Regions from separate parts of the Homo sapiens genome. Here region 2 is linked to region 1. Evidence: chromatin loops called from intact Hi-C (ENCODE). Cell type or tissue: lower leg skin. All regions are shown on one strand. Links, peaks and the distances in the headings refer to the core of each region. The heading gives the core; the rest is flanking DNA.

Region 1 (5,392 bases), core at 281-5,280:
ATATCGAGTCATGGCATTATAGAAAATGTTAATTTTTAATACTAATTTAAGAACAATTGGTTATAACATGAATTTTTATGTTAATTTGTATGAGTTGCTCCATGCCTCAATTTTCCTCATCTACAAACTGAGGCTAATACTAGAACTCACTGCAAAGGTTTGTTTGAGGGTTTTATAAGTATAAAATAATTATTAGTTATTACTATTATTACTGTTATATTTGAGAATTTAATATATGTTAGAGATGGAATTTCAAAGATTGGTAATTACCATTGGGAAAGGAGGGTGAATTTGAATCTCTGTTTTGTTCCTTTCATCACAATAAATTTCTCCAAGATCAAAAATTAAACATAAAAACAAAATTAAAATTATATTAGAGATCTTAGAAAACGAGGTTATGATGGTGAAAATAAAAATAGTAGATAGGTTGAATAGAAGAATGAAAAGAGTTAAAGAGCAAATTAATGAGCAAGAAGCTGAAGGAAAGTGGAAATTAAGGCCACAGCTATAGCTATTTTGAAAATAATAATGAGAGGTCTACATATCAAAACCCATGAGGCACAACCGTAATAGCACTCAGAAAATTTTCTAGCCTTCTATTCATATAAGAAAATAAATAATGGGGGAGAAAGGCTCTTTCCTTTCCGTCTGGCAACAGCCATCAGGTAAGCCAAGATAACTGCATACAAGTACATTCAGGAGCTGTGGAGGAAGCAGCAGTCTGATACCATGCACTTTCTTCGGAGAGTCCCTGCTAGCAGTACTGACAGCTCTCTGCTCTACCACAGGGCTCCACATCCCACCCAGCCCAAAAAAGTGCACCGACAGGGCTACAAGGCCAAGCAAGTTTACGTTATATATAGGATTCGTGTGCACCATGGTGGCCGAAAATGCCCAGTTCCTAAGGGTGCAGCTTATGGCAAGCCTGTCCACTGTGGTGTTAACCAGCTAAAGTATGCTTGAAGTCCATTGAAGACGAGAAAGCTGGACGCCACTGTGGGGTTCTAAGAGTCCTGAATTCACATATATATATATATGTACATATATATACATGTATACATGATATACATGTACATCATGTATATATGTACATACATATATGTGCATACATATATGTACATGTATATATGATATACATGTACATATATTTTTATTTATACATATAGACATATTTATACATTTTATTTCTATATATATATATATATATATATATATATATAGTATTTCTTTTTTTTTTTTTTTTTTTTTGAAACAGAGTCTTGCTCTGTCACCCAGGCTGGAGTGCAGTGGCACAATCTCACTCACTGCAACCTCTGCCTCCTGGGTTCAACTAATTCTCATGCCTCAGCCTCCCAAGTAGCTGGGATTATAGGTGTGCGCCACCACACCCAGCTAATTTTTGTAATTTTGTAATTTTTGTTTAGTAGAAACGCGGTTTCACCATGTTGGCCAGGCTGGTCTCGAACTCCTGGCCTCAAGTGATCCACCCAACTTGGCCTCCCAAAGTGCTGGGATTACAGGTGTGAGCCACCATGCCCGGCTAAGAGTCCTGAGTTCTCACTTCGGTGAAGATTCAACATACAAAATGTTTGAAGTTATCCTCATTCATCCACTCCATAATGCTGTCAGAAAAAATCCTGCCACCCAGTGGATCACCAAACCAGTCCACAAGCAAAGGGTGATGCATGGGCTGACATCTGCAGGCCGAAAGATCCGTGGCCTTGGTAGGGTCATAAGTTCCACCACACTCCTGGTGATTCTCACTGTGCATCTTGGAAAAGGCACAATACTCTCCAACTCCACCGTTACCACTAATGTAAGTAATGTTTGTAAAGTTGATACCTAAAAAACAATTTAGGACAGTCATGTCTGCTTACAAGTATTATTTGTCTGTTAAAACTAGTCTGTAGATTATTTCATGAATTCTTTGTCAAATTATGACAGTTAAAGTGCAATAATGTTTGAAAACTATAAGTGATGATGTCTCTTGTTTCTAGTAAGATAAACTTTTTTGTCTTTGCTTTATCTGATTAGGGAGTTATCTGGCAGTGTTTAAAACATACTGTGTGATACAATAGGTTTAACATAAATTATTTAAAAGAAAAAAAGAAAATAAATAATGAAAATAAATAAAGTATGCATATAACATAGGAACCTAGCAAAAAGTAGTTAAATAAATTAGAAGAAGCAAATTAACAGATAAAAGCAAAATTTATTGAACCAGGGGAAAATAGCAGATTGGATAAAAAAATTACAAGGTGGTTCTTCAATTTAAAAAAATATATAGAAAAAGAACTTTGAGTGTCATTAAACATAATCAATACTAGAAATAATAGACAAACATAAATTTTAAAAAGATTTAAAAATTTTTAAATGGCTGATTTTTCTAGAAAAAATACAAATTTCTAAAATTGACACAAGAGTTTAAAAATAAAGAAATAGAAAAGTTGTCAGAAACAAAGCCCAAAAAGTGTTACAACAAGTTGGTTGGACCTTCAAGGAAAAAGTGGTATTTTCTTTTTATAAATGGTTCTAAATAATAGAAGCTGTGGAAAGTTTCCCATCTCATTTTAGGAGGCTGGTCTAACCCAGATGCTTACATTTGACAAGAATGGCCCTCAAAAGCAAACTATAGGCTAATCTCACTTGTGGAAATAGATAGAAAAACCCTAAATAAAATGTCGGTAAATTTAATGCAGTAATTACCTAAAATAACCTATGTGACCAAGCAGAGTTCATTCCAGGAATATGAAGGTAATCAGCACCAGAAATCTGTTGATTAAATGAACTATGCTAACAGAATAAAAAGAAGAAAATTCTATGACTTCATGATCCTCTCAAAAAATCCAAATAAGAAACAAATGTATTTTCATAGCCATTCCTTATTTTTAAAAATAAAATATAAAATTTTTTAAATCTCTGTCATGCGTTGATCTAAAGACAAAAAAAGTGAGGCAAACTTAATACAGAGTTTATTTGGGCCAAGTTTGAAGATTGCAACCCAGGAACATAGATTCAAGTTAACATGAATATACCCTCTGATTAGCAGTAGTTACTAGTGGTTTTTAAAGGAAAAAAATGGGGTGGTTCCTAACTTGTTTACCAAGAATTTACATTAAAATAGCATAACCTATTGATTGGCTGTACTTTGTATCACAGATTACAGGAACATCAAGATAACAGGGGAAGCAGGAACAGGGGAAGTCAGGAACAAAAGGTCTTTAAATGATTGCCCCCTGGCACATGGGTGCAAGGAGGGCGAGGGATGTGACTAAAGTGCCATATTCATGTCTCTCTGGGCCTGATAAATCTTTGCATATCTCACATTGTAGCAGGACAAGCCACAGACAAAACCCCTCAGACACCAAGTTAAAGAAGGAAGGGGTTTATTCAGCCGGGAGCATCAGCAAGACTCCTGTCTCAAGAGCCGAGCTCCCCGAGTGAGCAATTCCTGTCCCTTTTAAGGGATCACAACTCTAAGGGGGTCCACATGAGAGGGTCATGATCGATTGAGCAAGCAGGGGGTACTTGACTGGGGGATGCATACACTGGTAATTAGAAGGGAACAGAACAGGACAGGGATCTTCACAGTGCTTTTTTATGCAAGTAACTGATAAGGTCAGGGGTTGATCTTTAACTACCAGGCCCAGGGTGTGGCACTGGGCTGTCTGCTTGTGGATTTCATTTCTGCCTTTTAGTTTTTACTTCTTTTTTTGGAGGCAGAAATTGGGCATAAGACAATATGAGAGGTGGTCGCCTCCCTTAACATACCTCAGATGGCTCAGAGCTATTTTTCTTTTCTCACCTACTAGAAAAGGGCATGTCCTTAATTTAATAAAGGATGTTTACCAGAAACAGCAAACATCATATTTGATGGCAAAATATTAGAAGCATTCCCATTTGTGATCTGAGAAACTTAAGTAGATGTCCCTTTATCAGGTAAGGGGGACTCTAAAGTTAAGGTAACAAAAGTTACAGGTCGAGGTGTAACAACTTCCTAAATTCTCATGGCTACAAGTAAAACCACTCTCTTGCTAAACCCCCTAGCAATAGCAGCTATTGGACACCTCCTAACTCTGACTTATGATCCAGGCCACTACAACTCTGATTGGACAGAGGACCAGCCTTACAAACATTCTTTTCTGATAAACAACTGCAGACCTTAAGCTAGTTTCAGCCAGCCTATAAAGGCTGTGCACTAACTGTCTTTGTGTCCTATAGCTCACCTTGTTATGTGAGCCAAATTCCACCTCATTTTAATGCTAAAACCTGCCACGAAGGGAACATGGGATGTATGTTACATATATGTTTACCCACTGCGCATGTGCTTGGCTCCCCTCATAAATATGTATAGCTTTTCCCCAAAACCTACTGAATATGTATGACTCTATTGTATAAGACAGACTCTGTGGGGCCTAAAACCCAAACTTCCTCTTCCCTACTCGAAGTTAGAACACCTTCAGTCCACACTGCAGACTCTCTCTTCTGGTCTACAAACTGATAGTGCCAATAAAGCTCTTCTTTCTACTATCTCACCATTCTGGTGGTCATTTGGATGACATATTAAAATAAGGGTGAAGACAAAGATGCTATCATCATTATTATTCAACATACTACAATGCATAAATTATAAAATGTCTACATAAGATGTCATAAAGTTAAACTAGAAACTATATTTATAATATATATAGAATAAATGGTTTCTATTAAAAATACATACAAATACAAAAATACACACATATAAAAAGAGTTTCTAAAAATAACAAGAAATAGGCCAAGTGCTGTGGCTCATGCCTGTAATCCCAGCACTTTGGGAGACCAAGGCAGGCAGATCACGAGGTCAGGAGTTCGAAACCAGCCCGGCCAACATAGTGAAACCCTGTCTCTACTAAAAATACAAAAATTAGCCTGGCGTGGTGGTGAGCACCTGTAGTCCCAGCTACTTGGGAGGCTGAGGCAGGAAAACTGCTTGAACCCGGCAAGTGGTGGTTGTGGTGAGCCGAGTTCATGACACTGCACTCCAGCCTGGGCAACAGAGTGAGACTGTCTCTTAAAAACAAAACAAACAAACAAAAAAGCAAGAAATAGGCAATCCAATAACATCTTTTTTGCAGGGCCATTTGACAGGAGCTATCAACATTTTAAATGTTTATTACCTTTGGCTCTGCTTCCATTTTCATAAATGAGCTTTAAAAAATTCACAAGAATGCTCAGAGAATATATATACATATATGTACATATGTATATGTACACAAGGATGTTTGTTGCAGCATTGTTTACAAGAGAGAAAAATTAGAAATCTAAGTGTACTAAATGTTGAGTGGTTAAATAATGGTATTCATACTACAAAATACTCTCAGCCCTTAAAAACAGTGAAATAGTCCGGGGCACA
Region 2 (5,392 bases), core at 217-5,216, 56 kb after region 1:
TGTTCAAATGTTTGCCTATCCCTTACTGTTTACGACAGTAATAAATTTTTATGCATCTATTTTAAATAACACTGAAGAAAATTAAAATATATTTCAAGAAATGGAGCAATGACATGGAAAATAGAAAGTTGTTTGGTTTTGCAATGTGTTACATAATTGGTTGCATTATAAATTTTCTCCATTTTGTTTATGATAAGCTAATATAAAAGGTATCAAATTCCTTGAGCTAACACTAGGTGGGAAGGAAGTAGTAGGTGATTAGGAATGTAACAGGATGTCTGCCTGAAATGGTCAGTTCCACCAATTAATAATTGAGAACTGATTATATGTGCAGGATGTGTCATAAGATGCTGTAAGGCTTAAATACTCAAGGGTTTTTTTATTTATCTGGAAGTGCACATTCCTTATTGGTAATAAAAAATACGTAATCTACTTCTTAAGTATTTACTGTGTTAACATTAGTTACAATGCTCAAGATCAGCACAGTAACTTTATGTTTGATCTAGTACTTCAAAAATGTATACTTCTGTAAAATAGCTGTTGAATGTTTTAAGAATGCTTCTCTAAAGTACTGAAAATCTTGTTCATTTGGTTTGAAAGGATTTTAGTATTTTCCATGTTTAAGATTACCTTTTTATTATGCTTTGAAGCATTCATGGAGGAGCTGTTCTCTCCTGAGCTGTTTAATTATCTGACCTGGAACAATTCATGTTTCAAACAAATGTCTCAGGAATTATTCCTTCAGTATAAAATTAAACACTTTAAAGCAGGAAATTAAGCCAAGGAAAGACGTGGGGTAAGAAATGTTCTCTCCCAAGCTTTGTAAGCCTTGTTATGGTGCTTTAAAATGAACTATTTAAGGACTGCAACATCTAAGAAACCACTTGTGAATTTATTATATATCTAAAAATAATGTTCTCAGATGTAACATTCACCTGGTGGAATGGACCACCCTAATCTCAAAGTACAGTGATAACACAATCAGACAGCTCTTGAAAGTCAAAAGAACTTTCAGACTAATAGCCGTATAACCAAGGTTCCAATGTAAGTGTCTAAAACTAATGTCACTGCAAATTGTCATTGCAAATCCTTTGGCCTTCCAAGTTGTGGGAGTAGAAGAGGAGTGAAACAGATTAGCTACTTCTATTTCAGCTGCATTTCACACAGCAGTGGTAGGTGGTATTATGTTGATAGCATTAGCCCAGCAAGAAACTACATAAGCAATATACATCTGACATTTGAGTTATTTTATTTGTGGTACTTAATGGTTTTATATTCCCAACTCTCAATTTTTAGAGTAATGAATGGAATTTTTTTCTTTCTTTCCAGAAACCTATTTTAAGCCTCGGATTATGAACCACTGTAGGTTAGTGGTCTTCAACTGAAGAAGAGTTACCTAACTCAAAAAATAAGTTTTGTGGCCAGGCAAGGTGGCTCACTTCTGTAATCCCAGCACTTTGGGAGACCAAGGTGGGCAGATCACTTGAGCCCAGGAGTTTGAAACCAGCCTGGGCAACATGGTGAAACCCCATCTCTACAAAAAAATATAAAAATTAGCCAGCATGATGGTACGAGTCATAGTCCCAGCTTCTCCAGAGCTGTTGTGGGAGGATCACCTGAGCCCACGGAGGTTGAGGCTGTAGTGAGCCATGATCATGCCACTATAGTCCAGCCTGGGTGACAGACGTTGTCTCAAGTTTTGGGACTAAATATAGATGATAAACTAATGTACTAATTGGGTAAGGTAAGGTTGGTTGTTAAAACTTAAGTCACTGTCATTATTACCGTCTTTACCACCAACAGGTAAAGAAAGGAATTCAAACATGCTAGAATACTAAAAGGGTTATATCCTTTCTCTAACCGCTTAATCTATTGAGACAGGTATTTATTGTGCCTACCATGTGCTAGGGACCATTCTAAAGTTGAAGAATACCATATGGAATAAATTATCCTTGTGCTCAAAGAGCTTAGCTGTATGGGGAGAGGCAGATACACAAGTTGATTTTAGAGAAAAATCCTATCAATAAAAGTTTATTTCACACTTAAATGAGGAAAGAAGCTGGACATGCAGATCTAGAGGAAGAGCAGTTCAGGCAGAGGTTAAGTGCATATTCGTAGAGATGGGTATCTCAGATTCAAACGAGGCAGGGTATGATGTTAAGACTTTAGAAGTGGGCGGGGACCAGATTATGTGTAGTCTTAGAGGTAATTAGCTGAGATTTTACTCTGAATACACTGGGAAGACTGGAAATTTAAAAGATGATACTGGCTATTATGTGGAAAAATTACTGTATGGGGCAAGAGTGTGGGCCGAGAGACAGTAGGAGTCCATTGCAGAAGTCTGGGTGAAATGATGGAGATTTTTGGACTAGGACAGGAGAAGTGGGTAAGATCAGGATAAGGCTGACAAGGATTTGCTTATGAGTTGAAATTGGGGGTTATGAAGGAGAGAAACATCAAGGATGGCTCTTGGATTTGTTACTGAGTAACTGGTAGACAGTGGTATGATTAAATGAAATGAGAAGACTAAGAAAGTATTTTTTGGTAAAAGACAGTGGACAAGGAGCTTGGAAATAAATGAGAGCGGTGTCACAGAAACAGGCATTTCAAACAGTAAGTATTAACTGAATGCTGCTGAGAGGTTAAATAAGGGCAGAGAAGGGCCCTAGGATTTAGCAAGATGCAAGTCTTTGGTAATGTTAATAAGCATTTTCAGTGGAATGATGAAGATGTTCCAGCTCTTCTATTTAACTATGAGTAATTTCATTTAAATAGTCATCCTTAATTTCTCACTATAAATTAAAGGTTTTTTGTTTGTTTTGTTTTGTTTTTTGAGACGAGTTTTGCTATTGTTGCCCAGTCTGGAGTGCAGCAGCGTGATCTTGGCTCACTGCAACCTTTGCCTCCCAGATTCAAACGATTCTCCTGCCTCAGCCTCCCGAGTAGCCGAGACTACAGCTGTGCACCACCACGCCCACCTAATTTTTGTGTTTTTAGTAGAGATGTGGTTTCTCCACGTTGGCCAGGTTCTGCATATATGTATATAAATATATATGCATATATTTATAAGCATTTATATATTTATAAGCATTTATATATAAGCACTGTATATTTATAAGGTTCTGGCCAACATGGAGAAACCCCATCTCTACTAAAAATACAAAAATTAGCTGGGCGTGGTGGTGCACAGCTGTAGTCTCGGCTACTCAGGAGGCTGAGGCAGGAGAATCGTTTGAATGCAGGAGGCAGAGGTTGCAGTGAGCCAAGATCGCGCTGCTGCACTCCAGACTGGGCAACAATCGCAAAACTCGTCTCAAAAAACAAAACAAAACAAAACAAACAAACTTTATAGTGAGAAATTAAGGATGACTATTTAAATGAAATTACTCTCCTGACCTCGTGATCTGCCTGCCTCTGCCTCCCAAAGTGCTGGGACTATAGGCATGAGCCGCTGTGCCCGACCTAAAGGTTTTTTTTTAAAGTCCTTTTTTTGGGTGGTTGTGGTGGTAGTAAGAACACTAAACATGAGATTTTTAAGTGTACAATAGAGTATTGTTAAGTACAGGCACAATGTTACGCAGCAGACCTCTAGAACTTTTTCATCTTGCGTAACTGACTTTATACTAATTAATTCGCATCTCCCCATTTCCCCACCCCCCAGCCCCTGGTAACCATTTTATTCTTTGCTTCAGTGAGTTTGACTATCTTAGATACCTCACATAAATGATCATGCAGTATTTGTCCTTACCTGAAAGTTGGTTCTTTTTTCCATCTTCTGAATGTTAAGTAGAATAACTTAGGAAATTTTGAAATAAAGCCAACTATAACTCCAGACATTAATAACAAACAGCTTTCTATAAAATGTCTCTTCCTATAAAGTATTTTAAAACCAGTTTGTTTCCTTTCCAACACTGTGTGTGTGTGTGTGTGTGTGTGTGTGTGTGTGTGTGTGTGTATTTATATATATTTTATTATTATTATTATTTTTCAGATGGAGTCTCGCTCTTGTTGCCTAGGCTGAAGTGCAGTGGCACGATCTCGGCTCACTGCAGCCTCCGCCTCCCGGGTTCAAGCGATTCTCCTGCCTCAGCCTCCCAAGTGGCTGGAATTACAGGTGTGTGCCACCACGCCCAGCTAATTTTTTAATTTTTAGTAGAGACGGGGTTTTACCGTGTTGGCCAGGCTTGTCTTGAACTCCTAGCCTCAGGTTATCTGCCTGGCTCAGCCTCCCAAAGTGCTGGGATTACAGGAGTGAGCCACTGTGCCTGGCCCAACACTGTATATTTATAAGCATTTAACTTTAAAGTTTTTCTTTGATGCCTATTAACTATAAAATTGTTGAAATCCATTGCTTTACCTAACATTTGTATGTCCCCACAAAAGCTGTCAATTTTTCCTTGTTGATGAAGAATGAATTTTTTATATGTAAACAAAGCCCTTTTGGTTTATCAATTTTTGTGATATCTCAGAATATCATTATAGCTAGATGTTAATATAAAAATCATGAATTATAGAAAAGTTTGGGTTTGTCTAGAAGAAACAAACCAGTTCAAATATAAACAACATTGAAAGATTGTATTTTGAGTAATCTCAAATTCACAGTGGAATAACAATACATCTAAAATTACCATGTTTTATTAGGTTGGTGCAAAAGTAATTGCAGGTTTTGCTATTGAAGGTAATGGAAAAAACTGCAGTTACTTTTGTGCCAACCTAATATCTGAAAGTATACTTGGCTTTACATATTTGAATGCTTATGAAGCAAGAATAATTAAATTTGCAGGCAATCATATCTCAGAAGTAATGGCTATTTCTCCTCAATAGAAAATCAGGAAACAGTTGAGTGAGATTGTGCTTCTGTGGAAAAAACAATGAATTCTAGCAATAGGTTGCTATCTTTTTTTTTTTTTTTTTGAAAGAGTCTTACTCCGTCACCCAGGCTGGAGTGCAGTGACACAATCTTGGCTCACTGCAACCTCCGCCTCCTGGATTCAAGCAAGTCTCCTGTCTCAGCCTCCCAAGTAGCTAGGATTATAGGCATCTGCCATCACACCCAGCTAATTTTTGTATTTTTAGTAGAGATGGGGTTTCACCATGTTGGTCAGGCTGCTCTCGAACTCCTGACCTCAGGTGATCCACCCGCCTCGGCCTCCCAAAGTGCTGGGATTACAGTCGTGAGCCACGGTGCCCAAGGTTGCTATCTTAATAGATGCCACTTTCAGCTTCCCAGGAAAGAGGAGTGTGGTAGAGTAGAAAGACCTAGGAAACAGGCGACCTGCATTATATGGTTGACTAAGAATTGAGATCTTGCCACTTAATCTCTCTGGGCTTCATTTTTTTTTCTTGAGCGATTCTTTTTAACCTCAGGTATATAGAACAGAGAAAATCATTA

What was found. A loop is a pair of places that touch in the nucleus more often than their neighbours do. Peaks named below come from ENCODE experiments on the same cell type or tissue, not always from the same donor. Only the 100,000 strongest peaks of a DNase experiment are listed, where the experiment ranks them.
Region 2: it touches region 1 in a loop (19-fold over the local background); 3 of 110 quality-filtered maps call a loop at or near these places.

The regions. Positions count from the first base shown.
Region 1 is chr15:49,174,024-49,179,415 of GRCh38, reverse strand. All of the region lies in intron 1 of GALK2 (galactokinase 2), which reads right to left. It also overlaps the pseudogene RPL15P19. Among named protein-coding and RNA genes, the nearest start is that of GALK2, 6.5 kb to the right of the region's middle. In lower leg skin, for the core only: no CTCF peak of the experiment used is centred there; no DNase peak of the experiment used is centred there.
Region 2 is chr15:49,117,767-49,123,158 of GRCh38, reverse strand. COPS2 (COP9 signalosome subunit 2) reads left to right here. Exons shown (of 13, transcript NM_004236.4): 13 at 1-432. It overlaps LOC124903489 (a long non-coding RNA gene), which reads left to right and starts at 3,296. Exons shown (of 2, transcript XR_007064629.1): 1 at 3,296-4,114. In lower leg skin, for the core only: no CTCF peak of the experiment used is centred there; no DNase peak of the experiment used is centred there.